Regions from separate parts of the Mus musculus genome. Here regions 1, 2, 3, 4, 6 and 7 are each linked to region 5. Evidence: chromatin loops called from intact Hi-C (ENCODE). Cell type or tissue: heart. All regions are shown on one strand.

Evidence for each region. Peaks named below come from ENCODE experiments on the same cell type or tissue, not always from the same donor. Only the 100,000 strongest peaks of a DNase experiment are listed, where the experiment ranks them.
Region 1: a loop joins it to region 5, with 2.6 times the contacts of the local background. A loop is called at or near these places in 7 of 42 quality-filtered maps.
Region 2: a loop joins it to region 5, with 3 times the contacts of the local background. A loop is called at or near these places in 5 of 42 quality-filtered maps.
Region 3: it touches region 5 in a loop (2.1-fold over the local background); 3 of 42 quality-filtered maps call a loop at or near these places.
Region 4: it touches region 5 in a loop (2.2-fold over the local background); 2 of 42 quality-filtered maps call a loop at or near these places.
Region 6: a loop joins it to region 5, with 3 times the contacts of the local background. A loop is called at or near these places in 8 of 42 quality-filtered maps.
Region 7: it touches region 5 in a loop (7-fold over the local background); 21 of 42 quality-filtered maps call a loop at or near these places.

What each region holds. Positions count from the first base shown.
Region 1 is chr4:141,789,167-141,793,166 of GRCm38, reverse strand. Dnajc16 (DnaJ heat shock protein family (Hsp40) member C16) reads left to right here and starts at 2,523. Exons shown (of 15, transcript NM_172338.2): 1 at 2,523-2,577. In heart, a CTCF peak has its summit at 2,252; DNase peaks (open chromatin) are centred at 1,466 and 2,416; H3K4me3 peaks cover 1,952 bases; H3K27ac peaks cover 1,887 bases.
Region 2 is chr4:141,680,490-141,684,489 of GRCm38, reverse strand. It overlaps Ddi2 (DNA-damage inducible protein 2), which reads left to right. Exons shown (of 10, transcript NM_001017966.2): 10 at 1-927. Rsc1a1 (regulatory solute carrier protein, family 1, member 1) reads left to right here. Exons shown (of 1, transcript NM_023544.5): 1 at 1-927. The coding sequence ends at 639. Among named protein-coding and RNA genes, the nearest start is that of Rsc1a1, 3.2 kb to the left of the region's middle. In heart, no CTCF peak of the experiment used is centred here; DNase peaks (open chromatin) are centred at 1,459 and 2,489; H3K4me3 peaks cover 250 bases; H3K27ac peaks cover 618 bases.
Region 3 is chr4:141,700,176-141,704,175 of GRCm38, reverse strand. It overlaps Ddi2 (DNA-damage inducible protein 2), which reads left to right. Exons shown (of 10, transcript NM_001017966.2): 5 at 937-1,064. Among named protein-coding and RNA genes, the nearest start is that of Rsc1a1, 16 kb to the right of the region's middle. In heart, a CTCF peak has its summit at 1,890 (motif pointing right); no DNase peak of the experiment used is centred here.
Region 4 is chr4:141,718,466-141,722,465 of GRCm38, reverse strand. All of the region lies in intron 1 of Ddi2 (DNA-damage inducible protein 2), which reads left to right. Among named protein-coding and RNA genes, the nearest start is that of Ddi2, 3.0 kb to the left of the region's middle. In heart, a CTCF peak has its summit at 2,364 (motif pointing left); no DNase peak of the experiment used is centred here; H3K4me3 peaks cover 1,850 bases; H3K27ac peaks cover 96 bases.
Region 5 is chr4:141,615,323-141,619,322 of GRCm38, reverse strand. Tmem82 (transmembrane protein 82) reads left to right here and starts at 690. Exons shown (of 6, transcript NM_145987.2): 1 at 690-1,424; 2 at 1,611-1,683; 3 at 1,854-2,028; 4 at 2,702-3,119. The coding sequence starts at 1,337. Slc25a34 (solute carrier family 25, member 34) reads left to right here. Exons shown (of 5, transcript NM_001013780.1): 5 at 1-499. AI507597 (expressed sequence AI507597) reads right to left here. Exons shown (of 3, transcript NR_033566.1): 3 at 3,719-4,000. In heart, CTCF peaks have their summits at 625 (motif pointing left) and 1,869; DNase peaks (open chromatin) are centred at 272, 622, 1,232, 1,852 and 1 weaker place; H3K4me3 peaks cover 1,761 bases; H3K27ac peaks cover 1,387 bases.
Region 6 is chr4:141,956,245-141,960,244 of GRCm38, reverse strand. Fhad1 (forkhead-associated (FHA) phosphopeptide binding domain 1) reads left to right here. Exons shown (of 32, transcript NM_177868.4): 10 at 2,563-2,670. Among named protein-coding and RNA genes, the nearest start is that of Fhad1os1, 25 kb to the left of the region's middle. In heart, a CTCF peak has its summit at 1,861 (motif pointing right); DNase peaks (open chromatin) are centred at 1,394, 1,864 and 2,424; H3K27ac peaks cover 1,244 bases.
Region 7 is chr4:141,851,376-141,855,375 of GRCm38, reverse strand. The region is part of intron 1 of Gm35034 (a long non-coding RNA gene); the gene reads right to left. Among named protein-coding and RNA genes, the nearest start is that of Gm35034, 5.0 kb to the right of the region's middle. In heart, a CTCF peak has its summit at 1,668 (motif pointing right); no DNase peak of the experiment used is centred here.

The DNA.
Region 1 (4,000 bases), 170 kb before region 5:
TCAAGTCCCTTGCTGGCTGTGGCTTTCTAACGCTGCGGCTAGTAAACCTCTTGCTGCCTGCTGTTTCAGGGCTATCGTGCCCTCAATCTAACCAAGCTCATTGGTTAGATCTCGCTCTCTTTCCCTCCTCAGCACCTCCCCCAGAGAAACTGCCAGGAATCTAATCCTATGTTCTCTCAGTTTTGTACCACTTATTTCCACGACTTAAAAAGTAATTGAAATAACTGGAGAGATGGCTCAGCGGTTAAGAACACCAACTGCTATTCTGAAGGTCATGAGTTCAAATCCCAGCAACCACATGGTGGTTCAACAACCATCTGTATTGAGAAATGACACCCTCTTCTGATGTCTGAAGACAGCTACAGTGTACTTACATGTAATAAATAAATAAATCTTTAAAAAAAGTAATTGAACAAGGTCTGAAGAGATGGATGGTTCAGGGTAAAGAGGACCAGCTGTTCTTCCAGAGGTCCTGAGTTCAAATCCCAGCCACCACATAGTGGTTTACAACCATCTGTAATGGGATCTGATTCCCTCTGTGCATGAAGACAGAGTGCTCATATATGCATTAACTAATTAAACACATTTTTAAAAAAGTAATTGGGCATTGTGCTAGCCCCTTACGCTATTCTCTCTGCTAGCCTTATGCCACATTCCTGACAGGGATATAGTTATTCCTTGATGACAGCTGTAGACATGTGTCAGGGATCTCACAGCGTGACCAGAACCAGAATAGACTCATAGCCAAGAATCCACCTTGGAATATGTCAAACGATAATATTACACTTGTTTCCTGATTTGGGCATCAGTCAACATTTCCTTCCATAAAATAGGATGTACACTCGGGAGGAGCAGCTGAGGTGAATTTACAAACAGGAAATCTGGGGAGAGCAGTAATGAGAAACTCAAAGGGGGTTAGTTGCCCCAAAGTAAAGGAGATTCACCACGTTGGCTAAAACTGGCTTGTTTGGGGATTTGGCAGTTATCCCTGCCACCTGATTTCTCAGACTGTTAAATAACCTAGTTTCAGCTTGGTAAAAATAAACATGAGTGAGTGCAAATTGGTCTGCTGGTGCCAGTGCAGAAAATCAATCCAAAACACAGGTATAGTATAGGTCACTCGAGCAGCAAAGCCTTAGGCACAGACCAATATTCAGCTCTGCGACAGCGCATTCGCCTAGCATGCACGAGAGGCGGGGGGGGGGGGGGGGATGACGATGATAGGCTTTAGCTTCATTTTTTATTTATTTTGCAACTAACTATTCAAATATTTACTGGCAGCTTGTACAAACCAAGGTCTGTGCAGACAGTGATACAATGCTGAACAAGAAAAGTGTGAGACTCTACCTGCAGGAGCTTACCTGAAAGAGCTCTACCTGAAAGAGCCCAAAGAACAACGATATACACTAAATGTATAGAAGAGAGAGCCAGGCATGGTAGTGCAGACTTTTAATCCCGGCACTCTTTGAGGAGGCAGAGGCAGGCAGATCTCCTGAGTTTGAGACCACCCTGATTCACCTAGTAAGTTCCAGGCCAGCGAGGATTACACGGTGAGACCCTGTCTCAAAAGCAAACAACAAAAACAGCATGCTAGGTAAGTGTTTTAGAAACCGATTACATAAGAACTCACTCAACACGAGGCATGGAATAGAAAATACATCAAGAGCCCTTGGTCACGGGCGCAAAAAAAAAAAAAAAAAATGTCAGCCTTATTCACCACGCCCTCTTCCCTCGGTTCTTTTGTTTGTTTGTTTGTTTGTTTGTTTGCTTGTTTGTTTGTTTTTTCAAGACAGGGTTTCTCTGTACAGTCCTGGCTGTCCTGGAACTCACTTTGTAGACCAGGCTGGCCTCGAACTCAAATATCCACCTGCCTCTGCCTCCCAAGTGCTGGGATTAAAGGCGTGCGCAACCACGCCCGTCTTTCCCTCAGTTCTTGTCCAAATTCCAGTCTAGAACATCCTTGGGTTGATGTACTGAATTTGGAGCCTTGGATTCTAAGCTTCGGGCAAGTCTTTGGCCCTCTCCGAACTTCAGTATATGAAGAGGTTGAACTAGGAAGAATCCCTAAGGTCGCCTCAAACGCTGACGCTCTAGGATTCTATGAATAGGGTCAAAGTGAACTGGGACCAGCGACTGCGTCCCCGTCCTAGCAACAGTTGCTAGATGTGGGCCATCTTCTGGCAACCAGTGGAAACCCCTCCCCGGTTCCGGGAGGTCTTCCTGGTATCCCGTGATGCATAGCGACTCCGCCTCGCTAGAAGGCACGTTCTGGCCTCGCTAGTCAAGAGCAAGCTTTCAGACCCAGCCAGAGAGCGCTCTCCGTTCCTATAGCAACTGCGCCAGATCCAGGTGCCTACGGTGACCGTCAAGGCCAAAATAGGTTCATCGCGTGTGCGGCCTAAACCGGTCTGTGCGCGCGTCGCAGGCGTGGGGTCTTTAAGTGACACGTGACTGCCCCGGGCCTGGGCCCCGCCTCCTTCCCCTCCCCAGGTTCTCTGGTGTGGACTGGAAGCGCCGGCCCCGGCGGATTCACTGGAGCACGGACGCTGCGGCCGGTTGGGCCGGTGCCCTTTCCCGGTAACTCCTTCCCGGCTTGACGCGCGAGCGTGGCGGGGCCTTGCAAGCTGGGGGATCTCCCGTCAGATCCTCCGCGTCCTCAGCCCGCGCTGGGCCCCGGGGGGCCCCGGGAGCCGACAGGAACCGGGGCGGCGGGGGAGGGGGCCGCCTCCCGGAAGGTCGTAACCCGGGCGGGCGCCCGAGTCGGGACTTGGTCCTGCGGAGCGTCTGGGGAGCCTCCGCCGCCTGCGCTTGGGGACGCCGAGGGCTACCTGTTGGCCAGCGCGTCCCCAATCCTGTGGCCGGCCCCCTGGAGCTGGAGAACGTCAGCCAAAAATTGTCCCCACCTCACCCACTCCCGCAGCAGACACTTCACCCACCCTGCCTGTGGATTCTGCTTAGTAAACCCCTTACCCACTTTACTGTACCCCATCCCCATAAAGATCCTGCTAGGTGCTGGTGTTCAGTCACACCCTATCAGCAAGAACACAGGTTTAGGTCCTAGAATGGTGGTGGACAGCCCCCCACCCCCGCAATCTGATCCCCAATCTGGGTGAGTTTAGCCAGTACCTCAGAACAGGCTGTCTTAAAAGAGAAACAGGAACTGGCTTGCTTGTGGATTTTACTTAGCATGTGTGCAGTTCTAAACAGTGGTCAACTGTTTATAAAGACTCCCAAGCAGGGTTTATGGCTTGCACTTGTCAAAATCCACCCCCCCTGAGTAAGGTGTCAGCCACTGAACCTTACTAAACACTGTGAGGTCAAGATAAATGGACCCATGAAACCAGCATATGGTATAAAAGATCACAGCCCCCTGTGTGAGTGTGTGTATCTCCAGGTCCACGCTATCTCCTTATCAACCAGCCAGGATTATTCCAAAACCCACACTGAGTTCTACCCCTCAGCTGAGTTGTAGTTTAAAACATTTTAAAGCCGTGCCTATTCTTCTAGTCTTTCCTGTTCTCTTTAGATAAGAAACTGGATTCTTAATAATAGCAGACTTCTGAATATTAATGCACAGTTATTTTAAGGTGTTTTACTTTCATGTCTATTTAGTGTCCAGAAATGCCACAATGATCCTAGAATGTAATTTAGTACATGAGAAATCATGATGAGTTTGTGAGCTAATTTGACCCGTTCTCAGCTACTCTGAAGCCAATTATTTTAAGTTTATTGTTATGATAGATGAAATGGTGCATTTGAGATATCCTCTCCTGGATATCCTAGATATATTCTCAGAGTCACCACTTGTTTCAGAGCATTCATTTCCAGTAATTTTAAAAGGACTTTTCTAATCTATTAATCTATTATGACTTGTCTTTTTTTTTTTAATTCATAATAGTTCTTGTGTGTGATATTCAAAAATAGTGGTCTTTTTTGTTTTAAAGATAGGGTCAACTAGATTGACACATTCCCTCTTAAAAAAAAAAAATCTCGTGTTTAG
Region 2 (4,000 bases), 65 kb before region 5:
GCTGAGAGCCAACCAAGTGTTTCAGACCTTTCAGGAAGAAGGGTCCAAAGTGTGCATTTGACCCCTAGTGACCAGTACTCACAAGGCTCCTGTCACCAGGCCACCTCTGAATCAGGAAAGACAGAAATCGTAGGAACTGCCCCTTGTGCTGCGGTAGAAGATGAAGCATCCACTAGCTTTGAAGGTCTGGGTGATGGCTTGTCACCTGACCGAGAAGATGTCCGCAGATCAACAGAGTCAGCCAGGAAGAGCTGTTCTGTCGCCATAACCTCAGCTAAACTGTCTGAGCAGTTGCCCTGCACCTCAGGGGTAGAAATAGCACCTGAACTTGCAGCAAGTGAGGGTGCCCACAGTCAGCCTTCAGAGCATGTGCATAATCCAGGCCCAGACAGGCCGGAGACCAGCAGTGTCTGCCCTGGAGCTGGGTTGCCCCGTAGTGGATTGGACCAACCTCCCACACAGTCCTTGTCCACCCCCTCCGTTCTTCCACCGTTCATCTTTCCTGCTGCAGATGTTGACAGGATTCTTGGTGCCGGCTTCACTCTGCAGGAAGCGCTCGGGGCTCTGCATCGAGTTGGTGGGAATGCAGACCTTGCCCTTCTTGTTTTGTTAGCAAAGAACATTGTAGTCCCAACATAATTGTGGGAAGTGGGCTAGGCCACACGTCATTCCTTTTGAAAAAGCCCTTTTCACACAAATATACTACACACACACACACACAATGTGTAGAAAATCTGCAAGCAAAATGTTGAGCCAGATTTTTTTTTTGCCGGCCAAAGTAATTTATGATCTTTTGTCTGAATTTGTCTATTCTACTTGTTAACATTTGGGCCTTTTAAATGTATTGGCAGTGTGTGCATACAAAGCTTTTTATTCTCATGACGATGATGTATTCTGGAATAAAGCAGATGGTTTTGTGTATAGCATACCATTTTAGAATGAGTGAGTGCTTTGAAAGCAGGAGTCATGAGGAACCTGCCATCTACGGAGCTAGGACAGATCAGCTGCCCGCCGTGGCTCTGGCTGTGCTGTGTGCAGGGGATGGCTTTTAACAGGAAGCTGGAGAAGATAATAACTTCTAGAGTTGTATGTTTTGAGAAGGAGAAGATAATAACTTCTAGAGTTGTATGTTTTGATTTGTGTGCTCAGGGTTGACATTTAAGTAGGGCGAGCGGGAGGGCTTACACCTTGGGCTACCTTGTTTGTACATCATAGGTTGCTGCATGGACTGATTGCCAAATACCTTCATGACCATGGGAAGGGTGTGGGGAAATTCACATTAGCGTGAAACCTGGTGCTACTTGTATTTTAAAAGGGAAAGGAAAAAATCGCGATCATAATTCCATTTGTAAATGTCAAGGACTGAGCTAAAGATAATGGCTTAGACAGACACTGGCGTGTACTAGAGACAGGGTCGAGGCGTCTCACTGACACCCCAGCCCTCCCAGTGATCAGGGCTGACCGCCAGGAGCCTGCTGGCTGTGCAGACTCTGTTAGGAAGACTTCTGCTAGGAAGTTCTTCTCATGCTCAGTCGGAGCTGAGTGAGACAGCGAGCAAGTGCTGGGAGAGCCTTTTGTCCCTGGCCCCTCTCTCGGTACTTGTTTGTGAGCGCCCCTCATGGCGGTGGAAATACAATGGAAGTTCTGACAACAGTGGCCTTGGTGCAGTCTTCATCCCTTTCTTTCCTCAGGAGTTTCCTTTCTAAGCAGGATCCATGTTTGTGTTCATCAAGTTGAGCTAGAGTGGGGCAGAATGTGTAGCTGTGTTTGTTGTGGCCTTTTTAGTGTAAGCCCTCGCCTTGCAAGTCTCTGTCCGTGGGCCCCACTGTGCAATAATCACTCTGGATAGGTTTGAAAGAATCCTTTCCTGGAATATAAACTGTTGTCTTAGGTGTCTGGCAGGAATCTGTAATCTTACTTTTCTTGAAAAGGATTTTAAGGATAATTCCAGGTTCCAGGTTGAGAGTTTATTAAAATGAAAGTATTAAAATCGAATTCTGAACTTAGCATTAACTGACTTTGCCTAAAAGTCACTATCATTCTCCCCCCCCCCCCTTTCAAGGCTTGGTTTTATTCATCAAAATTGAAGTCATCGAGCACAGACGGGTTCATATCTCAGGAGTTTTTGAAACTTTAGGGGCACTTACAGGGGTTTCTGTTCTTTGGTCTTGTTCTTTTTTACCACTTGTTTGTGTGCCGAGACTCACTTCAGTGACACGATGGCAAGTCACACTGAGTACCATGATCCTTTCTGGATTTAGGGAAACGTGGCTGGATGGCCTTGTGGTTCACAGCTCTCCATCAGGCCCTCTGAGCATCAGGCTAGCCGGGCTGTCTTTGAGAAAATCTTTCAGATGAGCACGGCCTGTCTATCTTTTGCCTGTTCTACACCAAAGATGTCTGTGTGATTCGCTAGGAAATTGCTCCCAGGATTCTGTCACCCAGCTTAGAGCCATGTCTGAAGCAAGAACAGGAAGTGCAGTGAAGCCTGGTGTTGGCTTGGGGGTGGGGGTGACGTTCTGAGTCACAAATCCTTGGAGCCACAGGGTGGGGTGGATAAAAGAAAGTACTGATGGCAGACTCCTCCCAGAAGGCCTTTGTGAGCAGACGAAATTGGCATGCAAAGGCAGTGGTGTGGCCCAACGACTCTCCCATGTGGAAGTTTGGGAAGTGGCCCTAGCTAAAATATAGAGTACCAGTCTGGAAAAGATTTCATTACGATAGCTTTTGATGTATGTACTTGTATGCTATTTTTAGAAGCAGTTTGATAAATCAGTGATTATACAGGTGTTGCTCTTAGGAGTACTTTGAATAAGTTGGACTCACTTGCCAAATACTTTGTTCTTTTGGTTGTTATTTTCTTTGCAACAAATAGTTGCTTTTGATTTTTAAGATCTGTGAATAATAAATAAAATCAAAAGTCCAGGCAAGCTGACATACCGTTCATTCTAGGAGGCAAGTGATATTTGAGGTCAAGGCCAGCTACATTAGTGACACCCTGTCTTAAAAAGTACATTTAAAAAAAAAAAAACAATCTTTTGTCTGAAGTTTGGATGAAGTTAGGGATTCGTTAGGAATTGATTGGCTTAAACTGAACAATTCTAGAACAGAAGGCGTTGAGGAACATCACATTAGTGGTACTTTGGAGTCAGCTTTCACTTAAGTCACTGTAGGAGTAAGATCACATCAGTGTGAACCCAGTGTTGATCCTGTCAGATCCCAACTGTAACAGCAAGGGCAGCTCCTCGGCCAGACCACTGTCAGGGCGTTCTGTGGTGACTGCTTTCCTCCAGCAGTGGTCTCCATTTATGCACCAAAGGATTTTCTTGTAAAGCTCACACTCAAGCTGAAGGGCTGGAGATACGGCCGCTTCCAGATGTGCTAGTTCAGCCCTCTGCAGCAGCCGATGTCTGCATCTGGCGGGCTGAGCTTCAGATGTCGACGGGTCGGGATGAGAGTAGGAACTTGGCGAAGGAAGCTTTAGTAGACGGTCAGGAATGTGTGAGACCTTCTGCCTCGAAGCCTGCTCCCTCTGATTATCTCCAGAGGCAGGAAAGGGGAGAGACAGCCCAAAACAGTACTTTGGCAAGAGGGTGCCTAGGAATGGTGTAGGGGACCTGGTGTCGTGGATTTTATGACTAGCTTGTGTAGCATCTGCCTGTTTGTCCCTCTCTACAGCTTTCTATCTCTAGGTAAAGCCATAAAAATTTGTCTCAACTTTTCAGCTCATGTCTATAAATAAATACTAAGCTATCTCAAATATAAGGTTATTGATAACTATTTTACATAGGTTGAAAAGCTTTTCTGTCTACAGAGACCGCACGTCTGGTGGCTTTTCTTCCTACTATGTATATAATAAACTGCCTTGCAAACAGCAGGACAAGAGTGTAAGGCAAAGTTTCATTTTGTTTTGTGGGTTTTTTTTGAGACAGGATCTCGCCATAGCCCAGGAGGGCCTCAGCCTTTAGAATACTAGGATTACAGGTGCACACAACTATGC
Region 3 (4,000 bases), 85 kb before region 5:
ACATTTTTATTACAGTTATTTGTTGGGGGTGTGTATGCGCGTGTGTGACAGTCAGAAGACAACTTGCTGGAATTAGATCTCTCCTTTTTCCTTGTGGAACCTGGGGACAGAACAACCTTTTCACAGGGGTCACATACTTACATTATGATAATGTAAAATGGTAGCAAAATTGCACTTACGAAGTATCAACAAAATAATTTTATGATTGAGGGTCACCATACATGAGGAACTTCATTAGGAAGGTTGAAACCACTCTCTTAAACTCTACCCAGCTACCTCTGCCGCTTAAGGTTGGTATTATGAAGGTCACCATCCAGCAATGCATTGTTTAAAAGAAAATATTAGCTGTAAGTTCTGGCACATTCCTTTAATTCCAGAACTCAGAAGGTAGAGGCAGACAGATCTCATGAGTTTGAGGCTAACATGCTATTCAGAGCAAGTTCCAGGACAGCCAGAGCTACAGAGAAACCCTGTTTCAAAAAAAAAAAATCCGAAAATAAAGGAGCATTCTTGCAGGGTATAGTGGTATATATTATATAATCCCAACACTGGAGAGGCTGAGATGAGAGGGTTACAAGTTCAAGTACAACCTGGGCTGTATACTAAGAACCTGTCTCAAGTAGTATTCATGAAATTTCAATATTTGGTAAGATAAAAAGGGCAATGACCTTGCTTTCTAGGAGTTTTTCCATCTTGAGCTTTTAAAGAAGAATAATTTAACTTGAGGATGGTTGTTATGCTGTGTTAGGTGGTCTCCAACCTGTGTCTCATTGTCCACTGCTGAGTCACCTATTCACCTATGAGGGAACATAGAATCAATTTCCATTCTGTGACTCTGCTGTCCCAGTTCGGGGAAAACCCACTTTCACATGAGTTCCTTCGTGGTGTTCTTTCCTGGGAGCGGGGCTTCCAGTGTCATGCTCTGGCTTGTTGCAGGCAGCAGAACATCGAGGAGAACATGACGATAGCTATGGAGGAGGCCCCGGAGAGCTTCGGCCAGGTCGCCATGCTGTACATCAACTGCAGAGTGAACGGGCATCCTGTGAAAGCCTTTGTCGACTCAGGTGACAGACGGCAGGGAAGGGGAGCCCCATGACTTAGACAGACACTGAGGTTTTCAGTCTGTGTTGGTAGCAGAGACCTTTGCCCAGTCATTTCTTACCAGGGTTTGTATTTGAGTAGCTCTGTCTTCTACTGTTACTGGTGGTCACTTAACCAAAGAACTGAAAAGAGAAGCTTAAACAGAAGGAGATACCGTTGTGCTTGGGTTGGGTGGGAGTGAGTATTGCTCTTACAGAGGCGTGGATTCAGTTCCCAGCACCCACGTCCCACAGCTGATACCGATTAATGCCAGCTCCAGGGACTATGATGCCCTCTACTTGCGTCCGTGTGCACCTGTATTCCATTATCCCCTCCCCTGTACATGAATGTAATTAAAAAGTAAGCTCTCTTAAAATAATAAAGTAAAAAGGTTGACAGTGAGCCAAATGAGGAACAGTCAGAATTCGGGGCCCTCGCTGCTGTTGGAGGCTGCTTTCTGTGAGGCTCAACAGAAGGGTTGTTTACTAAGGGGATGGTCTGAGTGGTTCTCTGTTTTGATAAATTATGTTCTTTGGGCTCACAACTGTCTGACTTTAACCTCAGGGGATTTGATGCTCTCTTCTGGCTTTGGTGGGCACCAGGCTCACGTGTGCTGCACAGGCACACATGCAAGCAAAACATATAACATTAGACAGGAAGGAAAGAGCAGGCAGGCGAGGAGATTTGGTTTGCCACTTAAGCTTCAGGTGGCTCATGTGCTAAGTGGCATCTATTTTTAATGATAACTCTACTTTTCTTCAAATCATTTAACTATTTATTCATTTGTTATGTTTTGCCTACAAGTATATCTATGCCCACAGAGGCCAGAAGAGGGTGTAAGAATACCTAGAGCTGAAGTTAATTACAATAGTGTGAGCCACAGTGTGGGTTCTGGGAATCAAGCAACAAGTGCTCTGAGCTGCTGAGCCCTCTCTCCAGCCCCAGGTCTGCTTTTTTTTTTGTTTTTTTTTTAAGGTTTACTTCTTGGGGTTGGGTATTTAGCTCAGTGGTAGAGCGCTTGCCTAAGCAAGCGCAAAGCCCTGGGCTTGGTCCTCAGCTCTAAAGGGGGAAAAAAAAAAAGACAAAATAACAAAAAGCCTCTCCACACCCACACCCCCAAAAACGATTTACTTCTTTTCGTAACTGCGTAGTCTATTTGGATGTACGCCTGCATGGCAGAAATCAGCATCAGATCCCATTACAGATGGTTGTAAGCCACCGTGTAAGTGCTGGGAATTGAACTGAGGTCTTTTTTTTTTTTTTTAAGATTTATTTATTTGTTATATATAAGTACACTATAGCTGTTTTCAGACACACCAGAAGAGGGTATCAGATCTCATTACAGATGGTTGTGAACCACCATGTGGTTGCTGGGATTTGAACTCAGGACCTCTAGAAGAGCAGTCTGTGCTCTTAACCGCTGAGCCATCATCTCTCCAGCCCCAAACTCGGGTCTTTTGCAAGAGCAGCCCATGCTCTTAACCACCAAGCCATCTCTCCAGTCCCCAATTCTGCTTTTTAAATCCTTCAGTGTTAGTGCTTTAAGGGAATGTGGCTGAGTGGCCATGCTCATGTCTCTGGCCATCTCTCTGAGGCTGTGAGCAGCCTGACTGAAGTAGCTGGGTGTTGGGAACCTAACATCACAGTGTCAAGATACAAACTGACTGAGGACCTGTAACCTCTGAGCCATCTCTCCAACCCAAGTCTTCTTTTTTAAAAGTTGTGTATCTAGTGTTGTGTAACTTTGGGCTGAGTGCTTAAATGGTAAAGGTTCCTTTTGTGAGCTTCAGGAGGTGAATTTGAGAGACCAGATGGTTCTTACTATACACCTAGCACCATGCTAGATGCTCAGTGCATCTTACTGATCGTCCCTTTGTGCCATGATGTGTTCCTGTTTTGTGGGTGAGGACATGAAGTCCTAGAGAAATCAAGTCTTTGTTGCAAGGCATAGCACTGGTTAATGGAGAACCTCAGATTCAGCCTCAGCTGTGCTTGATGCCCAAGAATCCTTAGACACGGCACTTTGGGTGGGTGTGCTGGGTGTAGACATCACTGTCTCAGGGCTGGGCTACATAGGCACATTTCCAGGCGTGACCACTAGACTGCTCCATGGGCACAATATGTGGAGCTGTGTGCTAAGCCAGTGGTCAGTTTGTGGAGACTCAGAGAACAGAATTGCCTTCCCGATTTCCTAGACTCTTTCTGGGACTTTTGAACCTTAGTTTCCTCATAGGAGTTTTGACCACGCATGCGTGTGTGTGCACTCGCGCATATGTTGGTCAGGGTGGAACCCAGGGCCTTGCTTGCTAAGCAGACACCATCACCATTGTGTGATACCTCAGTCATTCTTTTCTCATGCCCAAGATCTGCTAATGCCCACAAGGTGCTGGTGCTTAATACCCACAATGCAGTGAATTCAGACAACAGGATTGGTTGGTGATTCTCAAGCCAGGCCTAAATACAGATGAACCTCAGAAAATGGGAGCAGGGAAGGGGTCCTTTCTAGCAGGCCAGAGGGAATAGGTACGCCTTCCTCCCACCTGAAAATGCTATCTAGATGTGATAAGACTGTAAGAGTGGAATGGGGTGTGGGCACATGTATTGGTAGAGAGGGCCTGGGTTTGATCCAGTACTCTGTAAGTTGAACACAATGGCACAGAACTTAGTCCCAGTACTGGGAGATAGAGGCAGGAGAATAAGAAATTTAAGGTCATCCACATCCTTCAGTGAGTTTGAAGCTAGCCTGGGCCCTGAGACCCTGCCAGAAGGAGGAAGAGATGGGGAATGTAAGGTTGAAGATGAACAGATCATGGTGGCCTGAGGCGGGGCACTGACATGTCAGGCTTGTGCACAGTGGGAGGCTTCGAGGGTTCTGGAGCAGGTAAGGAGCGATTTGAAGGTGATGGCTTAGGATGGCTGC
Region 4 (4,000 bases), 100 kb before region 5:
GGATTCGGCGGCCAGGAGTTCAGCCTTCTCATGTTTTAACAAGAAAATATATTCTCAAAATGCTTTGGTGTCCTTAGTAGACTTCATCAAACAATAGGTGGACTATTTTGTAACCTTTGCACTAAATCCCTTAAGATTCTAACCAAAGTGGCCCCCGCTGGGTGTAGTCTAAACACCAGAAAATTATAGACAGCTCCCAAGGCCCCAGAATGTAAATCTTGATTTCCTTCTGCAATTATGAAATAGTTCCAAAAACTGTTGCCCAACGACTGCCTGTTCTGTCCTGACTTACGGTAAACTCTGCGTGTCAATATTGTGTTCAGAAGTACCATTCCTTCACACAATGTGAACTTTAGAACCTTGGCATGCAGCTCTTTCTGGAAGGATCTATTTTAGGGAAGGAGGTGTCACTCACATACGCGGTCTGGCAAAAGTTGGGAATAAACAGTTCCCCCAATTTCCACAGAAAAATTAACCCACAAAAACCTAGGACCCCATTCCTGTTGGTCAGCCTCCTCATACAGGTAGCAGGGGCAAGCTAGGACCAGGGAGTTTGGGGGGCTGGGGGAGATTTGACTTTTTAGAGGATTGATTAATTGCTGGTTGTTGTTTGTTTTGTTTTTAAGGCAGGTCTCACTATATAAAACACTGGCTCCCATCTACACTCAGAGATCCCTGTTGACTTTGCCTCCCAAATGTTTGGAGTTAAGGCCTGAGCCATCACAACCAGCTGCTTTTGGTTTTTGTTTGTTTGCTTTGGTTTTTTTTGTTGTTGTTGTTGGGTTTTTTGTTGTTGTTGTTGTTTTTGAGACAAGGTCTCAACTGTGGGGTCAAGGCTAGTCTCAGACAGCAGCCCTCCTGCTTCAGGCTCCTGTACAGCTGGGATTACAAGAATACACTATCATGCCCAAGTTCAGTTTTCAGTTTTGAAGTTTTTTTTAAAAATTTTTTTCAATTTTTGTGTGTGTGTGTGTGTGTGTGTGTGTGTAGGGTGTTTTGATGACCCAAGTTATAATTGCCAGCTGATGGGGAGTAATTTTAAGTTGAATTTGTTGGTAGGACTTGAGGTCTACAGAGGGTGAAGCTGTTTCTCTGCTGTTTCTCTTCCTCCATCCTGTGTGCACGTCATCCTAGCTAGCACTACCGCTGTCTTACACGCTCCCTGCCCAGCCCATTGCACTCCGATGTCTGCAGAAAATGTTAAGTAAACTAAAGGGGATAGCAGGCTGAATCATAATTGTATGGTTAAGGAGGGTTCAGTCTTTAGTCTGGAGTTTGAAGGGTACCATTTGAACAATTAGGCTAGCTCTAAGTTCTTCTCTAAGTAAATTCGGTGTTGACTTTCTTCCCAACCCAAATTGGCATGCAGAAACCCGGATTCCCAACAGTGGTAAGCCTGTATTAAATAGCTGTAAACAGCACCCTGTTTTTCAGGTTAGTGCTGTTGGCTCTATGTAACCTGACAACTCAGTGTCTATTTTAAGAGCTGATTTTTAAGTGGGGGGTCACTTGTCTAGTTCACTGGCTAGCCCCCCTCAGGCAGGAACAGGATCCACCCCAGACACTTGAGTCACTTCCTTTCATTGGATCATGAAAGTAAACATGATAGTCTTTTGTTTTTTAAGTCCTAGTCTGTTTGTCTTGAGCTCCCTAACCAGTTTTTCTGTTTTGTCCCTTCCTCTCAGCTTTCATTCAGTCTGTTTACTTGAGTTTCTTCCATTCCGGTCTCTTGGCTTGGCTTCAGAGTCCCACTTTAATCACATGTGCAGGTGGAGATGGTTTCTGTTCTAATTTATTATTCTCATGTTATATCTACTATAGCCCCGTAAGTGAAGTGTTTTCCACCCTGCTCACAGCACCTTATACATAAATGCCTGTTTTATGTATTAGGCATGTGTGCGCACAGTCAGCTGTATGGTTCATAGCACGGTACACAACGTAGTATGGTACACAGCTAACAGGTATTACATATGTGCATATACATCAGTTACATTATATACATTAAGTAGTGATGTACATTATAAATAGATACAAAATAGAACTCAAGAAAAGGTCAGCTAAGCCGAGTGGTGGTGCACATCTTTAATCCCAGAACTCAGGAGGCAGAGGCCAGTAGATCTCTGAGTTCAAGGTGAGCCTGGTCTACAGGTCAAGTGCCTAGACAGCCAGGGATACACAGAGAAACCTGGGGGGCTTGGGAGGAGGATGAACTAGAATGAATGAAAATGGGGTTCGAGAGACAGATAACCATTAAGAGCACTTGCTGCTTTTATAGAGGCGTCTTACAGAGGTTTGATTCCCAGCACCCATACAGTGGCTCACAACCATCAGTAACTCTAGTTCCACAGGATTCAATGCCCTCTTGTGGCCTCTGTGGGCACCAGCTGTATAGACATGCAGGTAAAGTACACAGAAATAAGTGGACATTTTTCAAAAATTAAAAAATCAATGGAAATAAAAATGGCTGCGCTGTTTCCCTCCTGTATGTACCCTTGAGGGACTGTCCAGCGTGTGTCCCTCACAGGGGATGCTGGTTTGGAGCTCTATCTCTCAGCAGCAGCATATGTGCGCAAGTCACTTGGAGAAGGTGTGAGGTTTTTAACAGCTCTAGTCTGATTATAGTAGTTGTAATCTAATGACAATAAGTTTAGAATAGAAACCATCTTCACTTGTACTGCGATTAAAACAGAACCTGTTCTGTCTCAGAGCAAGTGTGGGCTTGGCAGCCAGGCAGGCTCATGGTGATGCTTTGATGCAGGCTCGGCTGGGCTGACCTCAAACAGTTATTAGGACTTAGTTTCGCATTAAATTAATGTCTTGATAGTTTTGAAACATAGTTTACTTCTGTAGGTGGTGTGGGAAAAAAGCCTGTACAGAGTAGAAGACCCTCAATGAAAGGCATGCTGAAGTAGCAGCTAACAGCAGTTAGCTGTGACCCTGGAAATGCTACTTTTGCACACAGCCTGAGTGTGGGTTACAAAAATGCTATTTTAAACCATGGAAAGTGGAAGTTTCTGTGGTGGCTAGTTTTGATGTGTTTATTTCCTTATGTATTTTTCTTTCCTGTTTTTTGTTTTTTTGGTTTCTTTCTTTCTTTCTTTCTTTCTTTCTTTCTTTCTTTCTTTCTTTCTTTCTGGTAAATGCTGAATAGCTATGCTAGAAAGGTTGTAACACAGAGAAGGATAAAGACTGCCACAGCTCACTTATTCCTCATAACCCAGGGATAACTTGCACATTGAGTGTTAGTTTGGTTTTGATTGTTTTTGTTTGATATTTGAGACTGAGAGTTCAAGGCCAGCCTGGACTCCATTTCAGGTCTCAGGACAGCTGAGCCTGCGCGGTAAGAACCTGTCTCAGGTTTTTGTTGGGGTGCTGAGCATGGTGACTCGCATTGTTAATCCCAGCACTTGAGAGGCAGGCTGAGGTGGAGCTGGAAGATCTAGGCTAGCCTGGTCTGTATAGGAAACCTTGTTTCAGAAAAATAAGATGTACTGGGTTAGGGGTAGCTCTGGTAGAGAGAGTGCTTGCCTGCTATGCATTAGATCCCCAGCACTTGTCAAAAGAGAAAACAGTTTAGCTCCCCAATCCCCAGTAAATGGAAGCTCTTTCAGATACCAAAAAATTCTGCTTTGGTTTGGTTTGCTTTGCTTTTCCAGACAGGGTTTCTCTGTGTAGCCCTGGCTGTCCTGGAACTCTGCAGACCAGGCTGGCCTCGAACTCCCAGAGATCTGCCTCCCGATTGCTGGGGTTAAGAGTGTGAGCCAAGCCGGGCGTGGTGGCGCACACCTTTAGTCCCAGCACTCCGGAGGTAGGGGCAGGCGGATTTCTGAGTTCGAGGCCAGCCTGGTCTACAGAGTGAGTTCCAGGACAGCCAGGGCTACACAGAGAAACCCTGTCTCAAAAAAACACAAACAAAAATAAAAAAAGTGTGTGAGCCACCACACTCTGCGATACTAGAAGACATTTGATGTCATGCTTAAGGGTGGAGTTGTATTAATGA
Region 5 (4,000 bases):
TGGGGAGGGAGGAAAGGGAGGAAGAGGAGGAGGAGGAAGAGGAGGAGGAGGAGGACAGGGAGATGGAGACCCAGTTCTGTTGAATAGGACCCACACAGGGACTGCATATTACCGAGGGAGCTACCACGGCCTCCCTCTACAGTCCCTGAGGGGCTGGATTAGGGCGTCAGCAGCAGTCTTAGAGCGCTTGAGTCCAGGCTTCCTGTTTGTGTACGTCCGGGGGAGCTCAGGCCTAGGAAAGAGGGTGCCTGTCCATGTGGGTCACGGAGCAGAGCCACTGCAGGGCCAACGACACACTCCGAGCCCTCTCTCCAGACTGCAGGCACGCTCCACCACAGGGACAGGTGTGTAAGGCACCCAGTGGCCTTTCTCCTATGAAAGTGGACACTCGCTCTTGGCCAGGTAGCCTCAACCACCTTCCCCAACCACTTCCCAAGTGAGAAAAATTACTCCAGATGAACACTCCTGAACACTCCAATAAAGTTTTATATTTTGTAAACTTTGGCAATTGCCCTCTGCTTCCCTGTCCCTGCCCCGCCCCGCCCCGCCCCAAACCCTCAATCTCAAGCCTTTTATTTCTAGGAAGGACCCAAAAAGCAGTGCCCGCCCGCCCAGGTGAAGCCTGCCACCTAGTGGACGGAAGGAGAACAGTATGACCCCAAGAAAGACTGCGCTCAACCGGAGTCTTTTTTTTTTTTTTTTTTTTTTCGAGACAGGGTTTCTTTGTGTAGCCCTGGCTATCCTGGAACTCACTCTGTAGACCAGGCTGGCCTCGAACTCAGAAATCCGCCTGCCTCTGCCTCCCGAGTGCTGGGATTAAAGGTGTGCGCCACCACGCCCAGCTTCAACCTAAGTCTTAAGGGGATTCCAAACCCTTCTTTCCCTGTGGCTTGTAGAAGCTAAACTACTAATTTTCAGAAGCCCGAAGAGACAGAGCGCTGCGGGGAGCAGCTCTGCTTTGGGAACTTGAGAGGGCCAAGTCACACTTCAGGTTGAGTGCGGGCCACACCTGAGAGGGGGAAGGCCAGGTGAGCTGGCCGAAGAGGGACTTCCGGAAGGCATGGTGGCCTTGAAGTCTAGCGGGGACAGACCAGAACCAGTTAACTGCTTTGCCCTTGAGACCTGAATGGGAAGCCACCAGCAGCTGCGAGCTGACAGTGCCACTGAATCCAGCAACCTGGAAGATCTAAGGCAGCTGTCTCCCCGGCCCCGCCCCCAGGCCTTTGACCCTTTCCTAGTCCCTCCCCTGTCCTCTAGAGACACCTTTGACCAGTGATATCATTGGGTTTGTCCCAGCGCGGACCCGGTCGGAGGCTGAGGGTTCCTGGAGGCTGCCATGTTCTCCCTGCCTTCCCTCTCCTCCTGGCTCCCCAGCCTCCCTTCCTTTGAGTGGGGTTCCAGTCTCTTCGACAGCCTTCTGCAAGGTGAGCGCCTCTGGGATGCACACCTGCCCCTCCCCGCCACGTCCCTCCCGCGGGTGGGCGGAGTGCAAGGTGGGCCCCACATCCACGTGGGGGTCTCGGCTCCTGGCTGCCCCCTGAGCTCACCCTGCCTCCTCCCCGACAACACTAACGCCCCCCCCCCTTCACCCTCTCCTTTGTCTGGCTCAGGCTTGATCGGGGCCCTTGGAGTCTCGGTTCTCAACAGTCTCCTGAAAGTTTATTTCTTCGTGGCCTGTGTCAAGTGAGTGTCCACGTCGGTCCCACCCACCTTGCCCAGGCAGTTGGTCCCTGAGCGGAGTCTGGTCTCTCTTGGAGAGAGCCGAGAGAGTTGAGCTGGAGCCCTGGCAACTCTCCCACGGGACAGGACCCCGTGATCCTGTCTTTCAGCCGGCACCCATTCTGCCCCCACAGTGACCCCCAGCGGCAGCCCCAAAAGCAGCGGCTGAGCGCGCAATGGGCCTCGTTGGAGATGCTGCATCTGGCTGGTCTGACCCTGTTCCTGACCTTGATAGGGTCCCGGGTAGCCGCCCTCGTCGTCTTGGAGTTCTCGCTCCGGGCTGTGTCCACTCTGCTGTCTCTGGGCAAGGTGAGACGACAGCGTGGGGCCACTCTGGGCCACTTTCATCCTCTGGATTGGGAAATAGAGCCTAGTGACCCCACCCCCACTTTCAGATGGAAACCATAGATTTTAGTTTGTTGCCTGGCAGTACGAGACAGACCCAACACACACACACACACACACACACACACACACACACACACACACACACAATCACACCCGTGTAAATGTCGGTTCTGTGAGCTGGGAGTGTGGATCAGTTGGTAGAGTGCTTGCCTGGCATGCTCACACAAAGCCCTGGATTTGATCCCCTGCACCGTGTAAACCCAGGCCTGGTGACAACCTTGCCTGAAGGATGAGAAGTTCAGGGCCATCCTTGACTATTGGGTCTGGGGCTAGCCTGGAACACATGAGATCCAAAAACAAAAGGCTTGTTCTGCTGAGCTTTTTGACCGGCCCTGGCTAAGTTCCTTTGAGGGCTTTGGCCCATTTTGTCCGGACAGCTGTAATAATTAAGGGTCTTCTTGGATCTCCACCAGTGTGGCAACTGACGCTCAAAGGAGCACACGGTTTGCCTGTGAAGTCGGGTCTTCAAGGCCCAGACCCATCACCCTCTAGCCAACCGGATGAACAAGAGAAACCACCCTCCTGATGCCAGCCTCCCGCCATGTGGCCTACGCTGGGCTCTCTTCCCCTGCAGGGTTCCGGGAACAAGGAAAGGCTCCAGCTTTTCCTGGTGTGTCAGTTCTCCCTGGGCTGTGGGCTAAGCTGTGGCCTGAGCTTCCTCCAGGAAGGTGCCCCACACCGCTCCCTGAACCTGCTGCTGAGCCTGGGGCTGGCTGTACTCCTTGCCCTGGGTGCCCGGCGCCTAACCCGCCACATCTGCAGCCTCTATGAACTGCACAGCAGCCAGCGCTACTGTGGGGTCTGCTTGGGCCTGCTGGCCAGCCAGCACGGCATGCCCAGGCTCCTGAGCCGCACTCTGACAGTGGCCTTTGCTGTGAGTGATCTGGCGGCAGTGGCTCTCATCAACAAGGACTTCCTGAGCTCCTCAGAGGCCGTGCGATTCTGGACCCCGCTCACCATCTGTTACACACTGTTGGTCATCTACATGCAGGGTGAGAGCCCCAGAACTGGGGTCCCTTCCATTGCCCACACTCCCCTTGTCATCCCAGCCATCCAGTCCGGGGACAGGACTTAGACTCTACCATGGGCTTCTTAGAGCAGTGATGTCATATAGGAACCCATCACATAGGAACCCTGAAGACCTGGTACCTGGGTTGGTCTTGAGGACTAGGTAAGGTGAAAGGGATTGTGGGTCAAAGCACAGAGTGAAGGTGTGGCCATGCACCACTGCGTGTGGTTTAGGGTTGTCCCCCCAAGGACCATAGGGATTATAGTCAAGGCTGGCTATAAATTCAGAAAGGCCCGTTCCAGAGCCCTGGCCAACCAAGCTGGGCAGGGTCCTATGCAGGAGAGAGTGGCTGGTCAGATCTGGCCACTAGGAAGAGGCACCTGGCTGCAGAATGGGAGTTAGTCGCAAGTGGAGGAGCAGGGAAGGGTGGTCCAAGCGGTAAGAACAGTAGCTGTGAAGACCCTGAGGCAGGGATAGACTTGGCAGTCTCTGTGTACGAAATGAGGAACCAGGACTGCTGTCTTTCTAAGGAAGGGGAACACAGATCGGATGAGGATGGAGAGACGGGACCAAGTCAAGTTTGACTGTGGAAAACAAGACTTCCATTAGAGTTCTCTAAAAGCAGAGGGATGGTGTCATCTTATTGGTGTGTTTAGGTCGCTTTAGATGGTCAGTAGAGCTTGGTCGGGAACAAAACTCAGGCGCCTTGATGAGTGAGCTTCGGCAAGAGGGGAAGGTGGCTGGGACCAGGATGGAACAAGAGAGAGACTGGCAGAAGCCAACTGAGCTGCGGATGATTCAAACTGACAGGCAGAAAGGGGGAGAACCTTAGATTCCTGCCATCGACTGGCAGGGCTCTGTCCT
Region 6 (4,000 bases), 340 kb before region 5:
ACACCTCCCTCCACACTGACGCCCCAGAGGCACCCGCAATGCTGTCATACATTCAGTGTTCACACCCATGGGAGCTGCCTTCCCTACGTCCCTGGGTATCCATCCAGGATCCTTCTTCCTCTGCCTAAAATATATCCCTAAGGATTAAGTGTCTACTGATGGTAAAGTCTCTCGGGGGTACATGTGTGCATGCATGCATCTGTGTGTGTGTGTGTGTGTGTGTGTGTGTGTGTGTGTGTGTGTGTGTGTGAGAGAGAGAGAGAGAGAGAGAGAGAGAGAGAGAGAGAGAGAGACCCTCCTTTCTGCAACATACTTTAACGTGCATGGATTTCTCCATTGACTGATTTCCTTTAGCACTCTGTAGACCTATTGTTTTCCCAACTGTAAGTCTGTTACATAATTACTCTTACTACACAGTGGTTATTATGTAACCAATCTCCCTTGCCATTTGTTGAGATTTCCTTTCCCTTTGACTCGCAGCAACCGTGTAGCAACCTTGCCTGAGGTGGGCTCATTTTTCCTTACTTCCTTTGCATTCCTATGTGCTGCTTGCATCTTCCCCTTTATTTATTTTGTTTCATTTCATTTTTTTCCCATTAAGACTGGAGCCTGGGCTATGTACCGAACACAGAGAGAGGCTACTGCAGGCCTGTGACCACACTAGGTTTGTGGCCAGTTCTGCCTGTGACGGTCAGGGCTGTTTCTGGCATTGTGACAATCATTTCTGTCTGTTTTCTTAGCCCGCTCTATGATCTGAAAGCTGTTATGTCCATTTGACAGATGAAGACATGAGGTTTGAGGGAGCAACTCAGAGCAGAAACCATACACTCACTGAGGGGTAAAAACCAAGCTAGAAGCCTCATTTATGGGGCTCATCATTACGGCACTACCACTAGCCACATGTGACTATTGAAACTGAAATTAAATTCATTTCCAAATTCTCAATCCTCCATATTCATATTTAAAAATAAAATGGTATTTTTAAATTCAACTGAAAATCCACCTCCTCCACTGAGCCAGGATGTAAATTTAAAACCCAGTGTCCCTAAGCACTTGTCACATACATCCACACAGGGCCAGTCAGCAGGCAGCCCAGACTTTGGCCATCTAGGCCTTATGAGAGGAAGCTGATTCAGACCCTGTTGCTCATGTCTGAGTGGGTCTCAGCGGTACCATCAAGAATGTTCTAGAAGGAAATAGATCTGAGGCAAGGAGACCCAAGGTTACCAGTGCCCAGTCTGAGGTCTAATCCAGGGTAGGGACCTCTGAGGGCTGAATCCACTCCTAAGCATCTCTTCTCTGTGGCAATGACAGAAGGACAGGGCAGGCAGGACACTTGAGGGCCAGGGTGGAGCTGTGGCTGTGGCTGTGGCTGAGGCTGACTCTGAGGCTTTGGGCTGGGAACCAGGGCGGAGCAGGCCCAAGGCCAGACATTGAAGTCCCTCCCTCCTTAGAGCTGGGAGGACCTTCAGGGCGAGCAATAAAAACCAAAGCGGACTTCTCAGGCAGCCTGAGTGTGAGGGGCTCTTCGCTGCCCCACAGGGCTCTGGACAAAGTGCTGAAGGGTTTGGGGTGTGTATTTGTGGCACACTCCTCTCCAGACCCCAATAAGAGGCTCGTGAGTCTGCTTCAGCATGAAACACCTTCCTTTAAAGGTGTACCCCAACCTCTAATACAGGTTAGAGCCATGGTCCCCAGGGAAGTGGGACAGGAAGAGAAAGGGACCGATGTGGGAGAGAGAAGGAGGGGTAGCGAGGAGTGGGCGTGTTCTGAATACATTATAAACGTGTATGAACATGCCCATCCTGTCTAACATCTAATTTGGAAAAACTAGTTATGAACGGAGATGCAGTGCATCCAATGGCCAGCAGAGGGTAGAATTGAGCACTTTCCCCGCTTACAGGGAGGGAATGAGTAGCCACGCCCCAGACCCCCCATCCCTTTTGAATGCCTTCTGCAAGTTCCATCTCTTTGAAAGTCTTGCTTGGCTGACCTCCCTGAGTGGTCCCCACTAATGACGTATTCTGGACAGTATTCCTAATAACAATATTTACGAAGCCCCCCGTGGACTTAGGGTATGAGAATAATGGAGAAAGGTTTATCTTGCAGTTTTACTTGTGACAGCTAACACTAACACACACGTAGACGTTATAAAAATCTCACCACTTCTCCAAACACTCTTAACCCCATGGTAACTCGAGGCGGTCCTAGAAACATTGCCCTCCCCCACCCCCCAAAGACCGAGTCACAGACCAACAAAACAAGCCTCTGAAGTCACATGACCTATTAGGGACTGCCCTCGGATTCAGGCCTGGGGTAGGACTAACTCAGCCGGGCCCAGGGAGTAAAGCCTGGTGCTTGGCCCCAGGGGACGAAGCCTCATAAGCCAGCTTCCTCACCAGACTCACTTTTGCCCCCTGCCACGTGGGCTGCTGCTCCTGCACGTCCCTCTGGGACACCCCCGCCCCCAGGCCATTAAACCTCATGGAGGGCTCCCCCACAGACCGCCCGCCTCACGGCCGCATTAACAGCAGCCAGCACATGCTTTGGTCATCCTTTCAGGTCGAAGAGAAGCTTCAGGAAGATTCCAGAAGGAAATTGCTTCAGCTGCAAGAAATGGGGAACAGAGAGAACCTCATTAAAATCAATTTGGAAAGGGCAGTAGGCCAGGTAGGAGCGTTCCATGGCCCTCCTTGCTGGGTCTCCTACACCAGGCAGCCAAGTCTGGTGTCAGGATGGGGCGAGGTGGAGTGGGGCGTGATGCCTGGGTGTTCCACCCATCAACAGCTGGGATGTCCTCACTCCAATAGTGTGCTGTGACTGTGACCCAAGACCCTGGCCAGGCAGCCAACCCTGCCCCGGGGCTGCCTGTTCCCCCCTTCTTCCCCCTGGAGAGTTTCTCCTATTGCTTTCAGTGTAGGCATTTTCCCTGGTCTTTCCTCCCCCAAGAGCCCCCCGCAGAGTCTCAGTGGCCATAAGGAAATGCCTCTTTTTTTTAAGTAAGTGAGCTCTGAGTGTCCAAAGTCCATGCTAGACAGAGATGATCCTGGGAAGGGTAGTGAGAGTCCTCGCCTGGCTGGGCAGGAGGGCGCTTTTTCCATCGCTCTGGCCCAAGATGGCCAATGGGCCTTCCACTGTGCAGGATATAAAATGATGTAAGACTTTACCAAGGGCTTGGGGAGAGCCAATGAAAAGCCAAGCACAGAGGCCTTAAAAGCTCTCCAGGACAGCTACTCTGGATTCTCCCTGGGCATCTCTGCTGACACCCCACCTGATGGTGTTCAAGACACACTCTGTGTTCCGAGATGTTTGGCTTCTGTGTCTGGGGGTGGGGTGGGGAACGTCTACTATAACCACTTAGCAGGGTCTCAGAAGGGCTGTGAGTCACCTCAAAAATGCTAAGGACCATAATTCCATATTATCCCGCACCAAGTTCACACAATTTCTATTTCTTTTCTGATCTGAGCTGTAACCAGGTTGTATAAGCAGGCTTGGTCCCCGCACTCGGGACATGGAGAGGTATACTCACTCCATCAAGTGGTGCTGATCACTGGACAGCTGTTCAACTTATCATCAAATAGCACATTACAGCTGTGATTTCTCTAGTAGATCCTCAGTCCCTTGTCCCCTCACACAGTCCCTAGACTGCTCCTTCATCTCCATTGCTCTCTTATAGTCCCCCCTCCCCAAATATACCTGAACTGAGAGCATGGTCTGTGCTCCTTGTCCAAAGGCCTTCATGTCAGCTCCAAGCTGGGTCACCTAAAGGATCATGGGACAGCTCCGTGCATAGATTCCAGGGGGAGGGAGTCAGCCTTCCTCCTGCCTCCTGGCCTTCTCTTTACCTCAAGGCCAGGCCCAGCTGACGTTCTCAGCCCAGCCCATTGTCCCCAGCTCCCAGCACAGCATCTGAGAACCTGTCACCCTATCCCTCTCACTACAAGCAGTCACCTTGCATATAGGGCTTTCCCACCTAACCAACTTCTTGGCTAGTTTGACC
Region 7 (4,000 bases), 240 kb before region 5:
AGCAGCCAGAGCCCAGAGTCCCCATCGCTGACACCTGTTCCTTTCTCAGGCCCTTGCTCCACTTCCTCCCCCAAAACCTTAGCATTGCTTCTCTGGAGGCCAAGGACATCACCTGGTCACACCCCACCATCCCCACACATCTTTTGTGGTTACTTTTCCATCACAGCTGCTGGAAGTCTGTGAGTCTTGCAGCGCGGCAAGACTTGCCATGAGATCTCAGATCCCGAGAGTCACACTGTGGGCCCTGGAAATGAGGGCTACGGTGGCACAGAATGGAGCACTGTGACATTCTCAGTGCCTCCAGTTTATTTGAACGTGGGATCAGCAAAGGAGGAGAAACCTTATTTCCTGAGTCCTATCCGGCTTCCACCTAGAATAGATCTCATGTCCTGCAGAGCTCCAGCCAGGCATCAATCACCCTTGTTGGTATCAGGACCTCCAAAAACAGTGACACCACATAGGCAGGACCCGAACACGTGTTGCCAAGACAACACTATATTCCCAGAATCCACTTGGCTCAACCACCCACCTTTAACTGTCACTATATCATCACCCATATATAAAGAAAGGCCCCCCTGATATCTCTCTCTCCCCCCTCCCCTTTTCTTTCCCCTGCCACCTTGCCCCTCTCTCTCCCAATAAACCTCAAATGCAACTCTTTGGCCTGGTGTAGTCCCTCTGAAGCCGCGCAACGTTCCAGATCATAACCCAGGAATCTTTATGCAGGGGAGCTGCGGAGTCCAGGCAGCCATCACACCCAGTGCAATGGTAAAGCCGCCACTGCCACCAGAGAACCAACTCCATGTGGATGGCTGCCACAGCCATCACTGCCTGAAGCCACTGCTACACCACATGGATTTCCACTACTGCCGCGCTGCAAGACTCACAGACTTCTACCACATGAGCTGTGCTGCCCTGGTCCACCCTGTGGGGCTAGCTTCTGCTGGGCCCGTACCAACCACTCAGTTCCACGTTTCCATTTACCAGTTTGCTAGAATTCTTGCACAGATAACGCAATATTGATTGTTAAGGTCAGTCAGCAGGAGGGCCCCTAATTTCCCAGATAGAGCCTGGCTAGCTTTTTCTGGGGGCTAAAGGGTTAGCATTTTACAGCCTCGCTTCCCAGCTGACATACCAGTTAGGACATAGACCCCTTGGGGGACCATTTCCCTTGAAAGTGGCTCTCATCCCCCCCACCCCCCACCCCCCGTGAGCTCTTGCAGCCATTTAAGGAACCCCTGGGCCCAGAGTAGAGCCCTTTCTGGAAAGTCCTGGACTTACTGTGTAGCCTCTAGCGGGGCCCTAGTGACGACTTGGGCCTCTAGCCTGGCTTACTTCTTTTTGGTTATTGAATTCTTTTAAGGACACCAGTACAATTAATCCAATAACACACACACACACACACCATAGGTGCTGCGATGTCTTTGAATGTACCTCCAGGCATCCCACTAGGATGTCTCCTAGAAAATCTCAAACCTTTGAAGCTAACACCTGACTTGAAGGCACCAAGATTAATATACCTCTGCAATAAGGTCTGGATTCAGTACCAATTAGATAATAGTTCCAAATGCCACTTAATGCGACCCTAGATCCAACTTCTCTCCAATCCCTCCATTGCTCCTCTTGTTCCCCAACCCAACTTCTCTTAGCCATGAAACCTACACAACGTCCACCAGATGGCGCTACAACGCTAGATCCAGCTAATGAACTACCTCCTTTCCATCAGAGACCTGTTTCCACGCCGCTGAAATCCCAAACTGCTTGCTGCCTCAGTTTCTCCTTCCCACCAGGATACCCCAGAGCCTACTAGCTCGACCTCTCCAGATGCCCCCTCCTGTGCCAGCCGCAGGTCACTCCAATCAACCTGAATTGGCACCTACCTTCACCCCTCCTATCATGCGCTCTAAGACCACAGCCAAACCCCCAAGTCCTTCTCCCCAGGGGACACCTGACCCAGCATCGCTCCTTCCTCTAAGAGATGTTGCTGGGGTAGATGGTTTTGTCAGAGTACATGTTCCTTTCTCGTTGAGTGAACTTTCTCAAATAGAGAGCAGACTGGGTTCCTCTAACTCCTCCACCTTTATTAAAGAGTTTCAATACATTACTCAATCTTATAGCTTGACCTTTCCACGATGTATGTTGGGAGCCGCCCCCACATTCGCCGTCACAAGATGGCGCTGACAGCTGTGTTCTAAGTGGTAAACAAATAATCTGCGCATGTACCAAAGGTATTTCTCCACCCCATGTACTCTGCTTTCCGACAACTCGGCCATGGGCTGCAGCCAATCAGGGAGTGATACGTCCTAGGCGAAGGATAACTCTCCTAAATAGGGACGGGGTTTCGCTTTCGTTTTTGGGGCTTGGGGCTTGCACTCTTGCTCCTGAAGATGTAAGCAATAAAGTTTTGCCGCAGAAGATTCTGGTTTGTTGTGTTCTTCCTGGCCGGTCGTGAGAAAGCATGCAAGAGTTGGTGCCGAAATCCGGGACGAGAAAATCCGGGAAGAAAAAACCCGGGACAAGAAAACTCGGGACGGGAGTTAACCATCACCGGCGCAAGGAAGATTCCTCATTCCGGAACCAGAACTGCGGGTCACGGTCATAAAGGTTCCCGTAAAACAGACTGTTGAGAAGGATTCAACTGCGTGAATTCAGAACTCTTCAGCTGGGGAACAGGGTACCCGTAAGTATAGCTTTACAAGGTAAGTCTGGCCTTGAACTTTCTAACGAAATTCAAGACAGTCTATCAGAAGTAAAGTGGGAAATAGCTTTACAAGGTACGCCTGGCCTTGAACTTTCTAACGAAATTCAAGACAGTCTATCAGAAGTAAAGTGGGAAATAGCTTTACAAGGTATGTTTGGCCTTGAACTTTTTCTAGTGTTAGGAGCCCTTTTGTTCCTTTTCACATGTTATCAAGCGGTTAAGGCAGGGCTAAAAATTCTGGACGGAGTTCAAGGCAATCTATCAGAAGTAAAGTGGGGAGAGAGAATAGGAGCAAAGAGAAAATATGGTACACAAACTAAGTATACAGGCCTTTCCAAGGGTCTTAAACCCAAGGAAAAGTTAAGGTCAGGTAAGAATACCTGGGGAGAGATTGGAAGGAAGGAGAAGAAAAAAGAAAAGAAAAAAGATCAATCAGCGGAGGTTTCTAGGAGAAGGAGCCTATACTCATCACTAGGTGAGTTCAAGGAGCCAGTTCTTAGTAGTTCTGAATCAGATGAAAAGGCTATTAGGGCCTGGAAGGCGCTCTCCCGAGCAGGTGAAGCCACTGGACAACTAACAAAGATCGTCCAGGGACCTCAGGAGTCCTTCTCAGATTTTGTGGCCAGAGAGACAGAGGCAGGCTCTTGCAGCCTACAAGGTCTTATTGTCCACCCTGGAGTTGTAGATCAGGATTATAAAGGGGAACTTCAGGTCCTCTGTTCTTGTCCTCAAGTTGTCTTTTCTATATCACAAGGGGACAGAATAGCTCAACTAATAATTTTGCCAAGCCTACATGGCTGTTTTTTCTTCCTCTGGTATTCCTAGAGCTGCCAGAGGGATTGGTTCTACTGAAAGTGATTCTGATTACTTAATAATGCCTTTAGATTGTTGTCAAATTTTATCTACTCATGTAGGGGTAAACCCTCGTGGCGTCAGGCCATTACAGGTCTGGCAAATGGATGTCACGCATATTTCCTCCTTTGGGAGAAATCAATATTTACATGTTTCTATTGACACCTGCTCTGGTGTAATGTTTGCCACACCTTTAACAGGTGAAAAAGCCTCACATGTGATTCAACATTGTCTTGAGGCATGGAGTGCTTGGGGGAAACCCAAACTCCTTAAGACTGATAATGGACCAGCTTATACATCTCAAAAATTCCAGCAGTTCTGCCGTCAGATGGACGTGACCCACCTGACTGGACTTCCATACAACCCTCAAGGACAGGGTATTGTTGAGCGTGCGCATCGCACCCTCAAAGCCTATCTTATAAAACAGAAGAGGGGAATTGAGGAGAC